Regions from separate parts of the Homo sapiens genome. Here all the other regions are linked to region 3. Evidence: chromatin contacts called from ENCODE Hi-C or POLR2A ChIA-PET data. All regions are on one chromosome and are shown on one strand. The core of a region is the stretch at or near the end of the contact, and the rest is flanking DNA. Distances in the headings are between cores, read along the strand shown. Region 1 has its middle 30 kb from the start of RNF19B. Region 2 holds the start of AK2 (adenylate kinase 2). Region 3 has its middle 17 kb from the start of RNF19B.

What was found. Hi-C counts contacts between places; a loop is a spot of excess contacts on that map. ChIA-PET counts read pairs that join two places held with the same protein, here RNA polymerase II (POLR2A). Pooled maps may share reads with other maps.
Region 1: a map with no recorded cell type shows a loop between it and region 3 (8-fold over the local background). The contact joins two enhancer-like sites. A Hi-C loop is called at or near these places in 9 of 168 maps with a recorded cell type or tissue (B cell, Caco-2, Calu3 and 6 more), 25 of 37 single-sample maps with no recorded cell type and 16 of 50 pooled maps. POLR2A ChIA-PET finds 5 or more read pairs at or near these places in 15 of 52 experiments (AG04449, AG04450, CD4-positive, alpha-beta memory T cell and 11 more).
Region 2: a map of CD8-positive, alpha-beta T cell shows a loop between it and region 3 (10-fold over the local background). The contact joins the promoter of AK2 here to the enhancer-like site in region 3. A Hi-C loop is called at or near these places in 9 of 168 maps with a recorded cell type or tissue (B cell, CD14-positive monocyte, CD4-positive, alpha-beta memory T cell and 6 more), 19 of 37 single-sample maps with no recorded cell type and 22 of 50 pooled maps. POLR2A ChIA-PET finds 5 or more read pairs at or near these places in 20 of 52 experiments (A673, AG04450, BJ and 15 more).

Annotation. Positions count from the first base shown.
Region 1 is chr1:32,932,873-32,935,766 of GRCh38, forward strand. It overlaps a transcript of RNF19B not described here. Among named protein-coding and RNA genes, the nearest start is that of RNF19B, 30 kb to the right of the region's middle. RefSeq lists a silencer at 1,216-1,510 and an enhancer at 1,216-1,510. Within about 2 kb of position 1,304, at least 15 of the 41 ENCODE cell types and tissues checked have a DNase peak (open chromatin) inside an H3K27ac peak, as active enhancers do; they include PC-3 and ascending aorta, where a contact is called at or near this core.
Region 2 is chr1:33,035,422-33,038,263 of GRCh38, forward strand. AK2 (adenylate kinase 2) reads right to left here and starts at 1,462. Exons shown (of 6, transcript NM_001625.4): 1 at 1,315-1,462. The coding sequence starts at 1,407. RefSeq lists an enhancer at 1,281-1,440.
Region 3 is chr1:32,980,077-32,982,782 of GRCh38, forward strand. It overlaps the pseudogene RPL18AP4. Among named protein-coding and RNA genes, the nearest start is that of RNF19B, 17 kb to the left of the region's middle. RefSeq lists enhancers at 369-985, 489-1,688. Within about 2 kb of position 1,260, at least 33 of the 41 ENCODE cell types and tissues checked have a DNase peak (open chromatin) inside an H3K27ac peak, as active enhancers do; they include B cell, CD14-positive monocyte, CD8-positive, alpha-beta T cell and 6 more, where a contact is called at or near this core.

The DNA.
Region 1 (2,894 bases), core at 54-2,553, 47 kb before region 3:
AAGGATGCTCTACCAAAGGGCCTTTGTAGTTTATTCCTCATGTCTGGTATGTGCTTCCCCTAGATATTCACATAGTTCTCTTCCTTGCTCCATTAAAGTCTCTAATAAAATGGAACCTTATCAAGGAGGACCAACCTGGTCATGTCAAGTAGCACTATCTACCACTCTGTCTTCCCTGTTTTTCTTCACAGATTACTTATCCTCACTCCAGGTTATATATCTGATTGCCTTCCCCCGTTAAGAGTCTAAGTTCCATGGGGACAGGAACTTTGTATTTTAGTCATTGCTACATCTTATACCTGAAATGCGGTAGGTATTTCAGAATGAATGAAGGCTGTATGAAGAGGAAATTAAACTTTCTCCATTTTCTAAGCTATTATTATTATTTTTTTTTTTTTGTGAGACGGAGTCTCGCTCTGTTGCCCAGGCTGGAGTGCAGTGGCGCAATCTCAGCTCACTGCAAGCTTTGCCTCCCGGGTTCACGCCATTCTCCTGCCTCAGCCTCTCGAGTTGCTGGGACTACAGGCGCCCACCACTACGCCCGGCTAATTTTGTGTATTTTTAGTAGAGACGGGGTTTCACCCGTGTTAGCCAGGATGGTCTCGATCTCCCGACCTTGTGAGCCGCCCGCCTCAGCCTCCCAAAGTGCTGGGATTACAGGCATGAGCCACCACGCCCGGCCAAGCTATTGTAACTTTTCTAATGCATTATTTGTGTTCGCCTCTAGGTGGTGATGATGGGCCTTTTCATCTACTAAAGTGTCGCTAAGGATTAGAATAAATTTAAATTTTTCATAGCCTCTGGCCTAGAGGTCTAGGCTTCCTTTCTTATATGATATCTAAAATCTCCTTTAACTCATTTCTTCTTCTTCCTGCAGGAGGAAAAAACATGGGCCTTTACCAAAAACATTTTCAGTATACCATCTCAGTCTTCACAACCCCTTAACTAGGATCATCATCTCCATTTTGGCTAAGTGAAAACAGACTCAGAGTAAACTGCCCAAATCTCACAGCTGTAGTAAGTGGAACCCAGATAAGAAATATAGGTTTAGCCATAAACTACTGCCCCTCCAACAGACTTCTTTGATTTTATCAAAGAAGTGAATTGTTCTCTCGAGGCTTCAAGAGAATTCCAAGTTTTGAGTTGATAATTTGCGTTTCAGAGATCTCCAGGCTGTCTGCCTCTTTTTCCAACAAGTTCTCTTTTTCACACAAGTACACGCCCCCTTCAGGGAACATTCTTCCAGAAATCCAAAGTCCACTAACAGCATTTCCTGTCCTAGGTGCAGGGAAATGTGTGAAGTCTGGCTGCAGTGCCCAAGAGATAAGAATCTTCTAAGCTGGCTGTTGTCCAGACTTGCCATCCTCATTGTAGTAAAACACTGGCCAGGAAGACAAAAGTGCATCTGTGAAAGGAAACAGAAAGTCATCTGGTCTTCAGGGAAAGGAGGATTTCAATTTTTCCTCTGGGCCCAGGACTAAGGTGAGAGAGGTCTGACACTGGAAGCTCTTTAAATGCAATCTGAGGGCCGGGCGAGGTGGCTCATGCCTGTAATCCCAGCACTTTAGGAGGCTGAGGTGGGGGGAATCACTTGAGTCAGGAGTTCTAGACCAGCCTGGCCAAAATGGCAAAACCCCATCTCTACTAAAAATACAAAAATTAGCCGGGTGTGGTGGCATGCACCTGTAATCCCAGCTACTTGGGAGTCTGAGACTTGAGAATCACTTGAACCCGGGAGGCTGAGGTTGCAGTGTGCCAAAATCATGCCACTGCACTCCAGTCTGGGGGACAGAGCCAGACTCCGTCTCTAAATACATAAATAAGATCTGAAAGTTGGGGAAGTTAGGGGCATGAAACTGACTCATACAAAGTAAGTCACTCTAAGATTTGGAATCTGACATCAGGTTTCACGAGTCTTCTAATTTTCTTGCTATACTGTATATAAGCTTTCACTTCTAAGGACATTATTTTATTTTGTCAGACGGAGTCTCACTCTGTCACCCAGGCTGGAGTGCAAAGGCGCGATCTCGGCTCACTGCAACATCCGCCTCCCGAGTTCAAGTGATTCTCCTGCCTCAGCCTCCCGAGTAGCTGGACTACAGGTGTGCGCCACCACGCCCAGCTAATTTTTGTATTTTTAGTAGAGACGGGGTTTCACCATGTTGGCCAGGATGGTCTTGATCTCCTGACCTCGTGATTCACCCGCCTTGGCCTCCCAAAGTGCTGGGATTGCAGGTGTGAACCACTGCGCCCAGCCCATTATTTTATTTTTTATTTTATTTTTGAGATGGAGTCTCCCTCTGCCTCCCAGGCTGCAGTGCAGTGGGTGATGTCAGCTCACTGCAACCAGCACCTCCCAGGTTCAAGCGATTCTCCTGCCTCAGCCTCCCGAGTAGCTGGAATTACAGACACATGCCACCAGGCCTGGCTAACTTCTGTATTTTTAGTAGAAACGGGGGTTTCACCATGTTGGCCAGGCTGGTCTCGAACTCCTGACCTCAGGTGATCCACCTGCCTCAGCCTCCCAAAGTGCTGGGATTACAGGCGTGAGCCACTGTGCCCGGCCAGGACATTATTTTACACAGAGGCAAAACTCCAAGTAGTACAAACTTAGCTCAATTTTGACAAATTTGTAAGATCAGATAAATATGTTCAGAGATTTTGAGGGCATACCCCCTCCTTTCATTACAAATCTCAGATTTTAGTCCCTTTTATTTAAACCAGATTAGCAAAACTGAGAAAGTTTATCAGAACACGGAGTGGTATACCTGAGAACACAGCAAACACCTATGTCATTGCTTTGTGATTATGCGCATCAGTGTATTTCTTCCTCCAATAACAGAATATTCTGTTCTCCAACTTGTAACCATGCAACATTCACTGAGAACTCTTTT
Region 2 (2,842 bases), core at 212-2,711, 56 kb after region 3:
GTAAGATGGTCTGTTTGCCAAGATTTTTAAAACTTGGCAAGTGCTAGGAAGAGAAAAGCGGGCACAGGGCAGTCCTCAGATTCCCTTTCATTTGGGAGCTCAGACTTCCCTCTTTGAAGCCTAACAACAGGCAAGAGCCAGAGGCTTAGGGCCCCAGGTGCAATGCCAGACCCCAAGCAAGAAGGGGACATCAATAATCCAACCTGCGGGCTTCCAAATCCGAAATGAGATCATCGATCCCAACCCTAATCTATGGCCCCATTATGTCCCAGATCTAGAAGGGGCCCAGATCCCAAGTGAGGCCCCTGTTGCCTGCTAGGGCAGATGGTAACTTCAGACTCTAACTCCATGGTTCCTGAGGTCTCAGGCTCATGAAACTCATTTCACTAATTTGGGAAAGCCACCTGACCTTTCTGGGCCTGTTTTTTAACCTGTTGATTGATAAAGTTAAAATTTCAAGTTCCCTATAAACAACAACAAAATAAAAAAAGGAAAAAATAAATAAAAACCAAAGGGAAGGAAGATACAAACAAACAAAAATAATAAAAACAAAATAAAAAAAAATTCAAGTTCCTTTTCATCTAAAATCATTTGCGTCATCCCAAGCTGCTTAGCCTTCAGTAGCCTCAGGTCCTAACTCCAAGCCAGGTCCCATGAGCACTCCCAACCCTTATTGTGGACACTACTCAAAGGTTGCGACTCATGGGTCTCCAGGCTATAAACCAGTTCTACACATTCACCCCCAACTTTCAAACAGGGAGAGCCTTAGGTTTCCTCCCATCTCAATTCAACTGGCTCACACAGCACATGTCACCTCTCACTCTGCCCCACGTGTTGGAGATGCTTCTCCTCCCCTCCCCCTAAGTCATAAATCATTATCAAAATCTCCCGACCTCCAGTGCCTGGAATGTAACCCTGATTCTGGACAATTCACCTCCAACTCGCAGGTAACCTGGGCCATAAAGCTAATTGCCTCCATTCAGCCTGTAATCTAGATGCCTCGGCCCAGGGCTCACTCTACCCCTCAAACCTTTCCAGTCTCTAGACCCTTAGTGGAATTAATCAGCCCTCACATTCCCTAACCCAACACTTCAACACTGAATCCCTCGGGCACTCCAATCCTAACTCAGACTGCCCCGACCTCCAATTTGGACCCTCTCCGAAATGCCCCACCAGAACCGAGACCCCGGCCAGCGTTCCCCGCAGGCCTTAGTCCCCGGCCCGCTCCGGGCAGGTCCAGGGCTTCTAGATCTCCGGCCGCCTTGACCTTGGAGTTCAGCAGGCTCCGCCGCCAAGCCCAGTCCTGCCGCTCACCTGGGTCCCTTTACCGGCCCCGGGAGGCCCCAGCAGCACGGCCCGGATGCCTTTAGGATACTCGGGTTCTGCCGCTGGCACGCTGGGAGCCATGTCCGCCGAAGTCTCTCACTGCCACCAGTTCGCACGCCTCACAGGTCCAGTGCTTCCCAGGTCAACGCACGCACGCCACGCACGTCCCACTCGCCGCTCACACTGGCCCATAGCCGCGTCCGTCAGCCCGTTCCGCCCGCCCCTGAGCACGACGGACTCTTCACCTTACCAACTGCACGGCGATACTGAGGAACTTTGCTTTTGATTGGACAGAATTGGTGCGGGATAAGGAAGGGGCGGGCCAGCATGTACTAAGGGTGGCGGGTGTGCGGAGTGGGCGGGAAAACGCGAAGGAGGACAGGAGGTCAGGCCGGAAGGTATACTTCGGCATTTGACAGTTGACGACACCAGCAACAACATTGAAATCCTATTAAATTGCGCGTGGGAGTTTAAATGGGTAAAATCACTCTTAGAAGACAAATTAGTAATATGTTTCAAATACCCTTTGGTCCAGCAATTCCACTTCCACGAATTCAATGGATAAAATCAAGGATATGAGTAAAGATTCGTGTAACAAAGTTGTTAATTGCAACACTTAGCCCAAAAGCCCGAGAAAAACCATAAAATAAAGGCAATACTCCAAATGTCCAACAATAAGAGATTGGTTAAATAAATTGCAACCAATTTGTATCCTGGAATACCCCTGTTGTATAAGATAATTTAATCATGCGGGAAAATGTTAGCAAAGCGAGATACAAAATTGCAGTTACAACAAAATCCGAATTTTGGCCGGACGCGGTGGCTCACGCCTGTAATCCCCACACTTTGGGAGACCATGGCGAGCGGATTACCTGAGGTCAGAAGTTCGAGACCAGCCTGACCAACATGATGAAACCCCATCTCTACTGAAAATACAAAATTAGCTGGGAGTGGTGGCATATGCCTGTAATCCCAGCTACTTGGGAGGCTGAGGCAGGAGAACTGCTTGAACCCAGGAGGCGGAGGTTACAGTGAGCCAAGATTGAGCCATTACACTCCAGCCTGGGCAACAAGAGTGAAACTCCGTCCCACTCCCCCCCCAAAAAATCCCGATTTTGTTTATTACAAGTGTAGACCGCTGTGTAGTGTGATTAGAGGAGCACCTCTCCTTTGTATATTTTAATAGATTTTTTAAAGTTCTATGGTAAATTCTTAATAAGTTTAAAAACTTAAGTTTAAAACAAGTTTTACCTTTATATTAAGAAAAACGTTAACCTTTTAAAGTCAGGAAAAGATAGTTTTTCTCAAAAGAGATGACCCTCTTGGATAGGGAAATAATTTCTACAGCTTTTTGGTGTGTGAAAGTTTCATCCAGCTCCAAGGGCCTCTTTGGACCTTTAGTTAAGAGTGTGTAATGAAACGATTATGTTTCCCCACAGGCTCCTAACAACTCATTTTCTACATCTTGATGATGAATTTGCTATCCCTTCAGCTGTGGTCTCTTCTTTTTTTTTTT
Region 3 (2,706 bases), core at 10-2,509:
TGGTACTTCCTATCTCAATTAAAGAAGATGAAGAAGTCTTCAGGGGAGACTGTCAACTGTGGGCAGGTGTTTGAGAAGTACCCACTGTGGGTGAAGAACTTTGGCATCTGGCTGCGCTATGACTCCCGGAGCAGCACCCACAACATGTACAGGGAATACCGGGACCTAACCACCATGGGCGCTGTCACCCAGTGCTACCAAGACATGGGCACCCAGTACCGCGCCCGGGCCAACTTCATCCAGATCATGAAGGTGGAGGAGATTGCGGCCAGCAAGTGCTGGTGGCCAGTTGTCAAGCAATTCCACGACTCCAAGATCAAGTTCCTGCTGCCCCACTTGGTGCTGTGCCATCAGCAGAAGCCACGCTTCACCAGGAGACCCAACACCTTCTTCTAGGTACAGGGCCCTCGCCCGGCTGTGCCTCAAATAAACTCAGGAACACCCTGGTGGGGAAAAAAAAAAGTTAGCTGGGCATGGTGATAGGTGCCTGTAATCCCAGCTACTCGAGAGGCTGAGGCAGGAGGATCGCTTGAACCCAAGAGGCGGAGGTTGCAGTGAGCCGAGATCGCACCACTGCACTCCAGCTTGGGTGACAGAGTGAGACTCTGTCTCAAAAAATAAAAAAAAAGAAATACTCTCAGCAGGGGTTTGTCCTGGGCACTGGCATCACACAGAGAGGAAGTGAGAGCTCATCCAGGATTAAAAACAAGAATCACCATTTCTGAAGGATTCCTCTGAGCCCAGTTCCTTGTTCCTTCATAGCCATTGATATGCATATCTCATTTAATCCTCAAAATCAGTTTAGGAGAAAAATTATTTCACAGCTGAGGAAACCAAAGATCCTGAGACTTAGAGAGGTTACATTACTTGCCCAGGGACACACAGCTAGAAAGTGATGGAGGCAGGATTTGAATCCAGATCTAAGTGACTTCATAGTTTGTAAATTTTTAACCTCTGAACTTTGCCCTTCCAGTTGCAAGATGCTGATGCATTCCTGTATTTCCAGCTCTTCACACACAGGCACTCATCGATATTAGCACTGCCTAGAGAAGCCAGTGAGGTAAAGATCATTGTCCCATTTTCCAGGTGAGAAAATTAAGGCCAGAGAGGGGACTTGCTCAGTGTGGTCAGCTGAGAAGTAGTGGCATTCCTTCTAGAATCCAGGTCTCCTTTCTTGCCTCTGGCAGCCTTCCTCCTTCCTATACTTTCTGCCAACTGCTGAGGCTTCCGTCTCGAAACAAATGACTCAAGGTAAATCACTGGTTGGACTTCCCCTTTCTCAAAATACAGGAAGTCTGTGTTGTTTGCAGTCCCTGTGGGTGAACAGTTTCAGCTCAGTTACGAAGTAGGCTGGGCCACATAGAGGACTGGGTCCTGCTGGGGCAGGGTTCCAGGCTACTGGGGCTGGCACCGCTGCATTTTTCCTTCCTAAGAGTCATGTCAGTGTGTCTGTCAAGTCAGGCTTGACGTCTTACCCCAAAAAGCCTGCTGTACTATTATGAAATTTAGAAAAATGAGCCCAAGAGGGAGGGGCCCTGTCAATAATTAATAATAACAACTATTATTTCATGTTTATGGCACATTAACCTTCCTACCAGGCACTGTGCTAAGTGGCTGACACGTGAACCCATTTGAGCCCCGTAACAGCCCTAGTAATAAGGTTCTATAGCTTTGGAGCCAAATAACACTAGATACAAATCACAGAAATGCCACTTTCCAGCTGTGTGACATCAGGGACATTATTTACATTCATTCAGTAAATACTTTTGAGCACTTACTATGTGCCATATTTCAGTGAACAGAACAAAGATCCCTGCTCTCTTGTGATGTTTACATTCTACAAGGTAAAGCAAAGTGTAAACATAATAAATATAATAAATTATAAATACACATAAATAAACTGTGTTAGAAAGTGGTAAGGGGAAGATACAGTAGAGCAGGGAGGAGACAAGGAGTGCTGATGCAGCATCAGTGCAGGGAAGAGGCAGGATGAGTTGTTAAACAGTGGTGTCAAGGAAGGTCTTGCTGAGAAGGTGCTATGCATACAAAACTTTAAGGAGGTGAGGGAGTTAGCCATGTAGGTAACTGGGGAAACCCTTATTAAGCAGAAGGAACAGCCAAAGCAAACGCCCTAAGTGTGCTTGGTGGTTCCAAAGAGTAGCCAGGGCCGGGTGCAGTGGCTCACACCTGTAATCCCAGCACTTTGGGAGGCCAAGGTGGGCGGATCACAAGGTCAGGAGTTCAAGACCATCCTGGCCAACATGGTGAAACCCATCTCTACTAAAAATACAAAAATTAGCTGGGCATGGTAGCGCGCCCCTGTAGTCCCAGCTACTCGGGAGGCTGAGGCAGGAAAATCGCTTGAAACCGGGAGGCGGAGGTTGCAGTGAGCCGAGATCGCACCACTGCGCTCCACCCTAGTGATAGAGCAAGACTTTGTCTCAAAAACAACAACAACAACAAACAAACAACAACAACAACAACAACAACAAAAACAAAGAGCAGCCAGGAGGCCAGTATGGTTGAACAGTGAGCCAGGGAGAGAGTCCTCCCTACCCATAATGTTGCCCCAGTGATTCTTTCTTATACTTTGTTCTGTGTTTCCTTCCTTGCTCTTCTCATAATTTCCAAGTATTTAGTTTACTTGAGTGTTTGCTTATTTCTTGTTCTTTTCCTCCACTAGCCCTAAGTTCCTTAAAGTCAGAG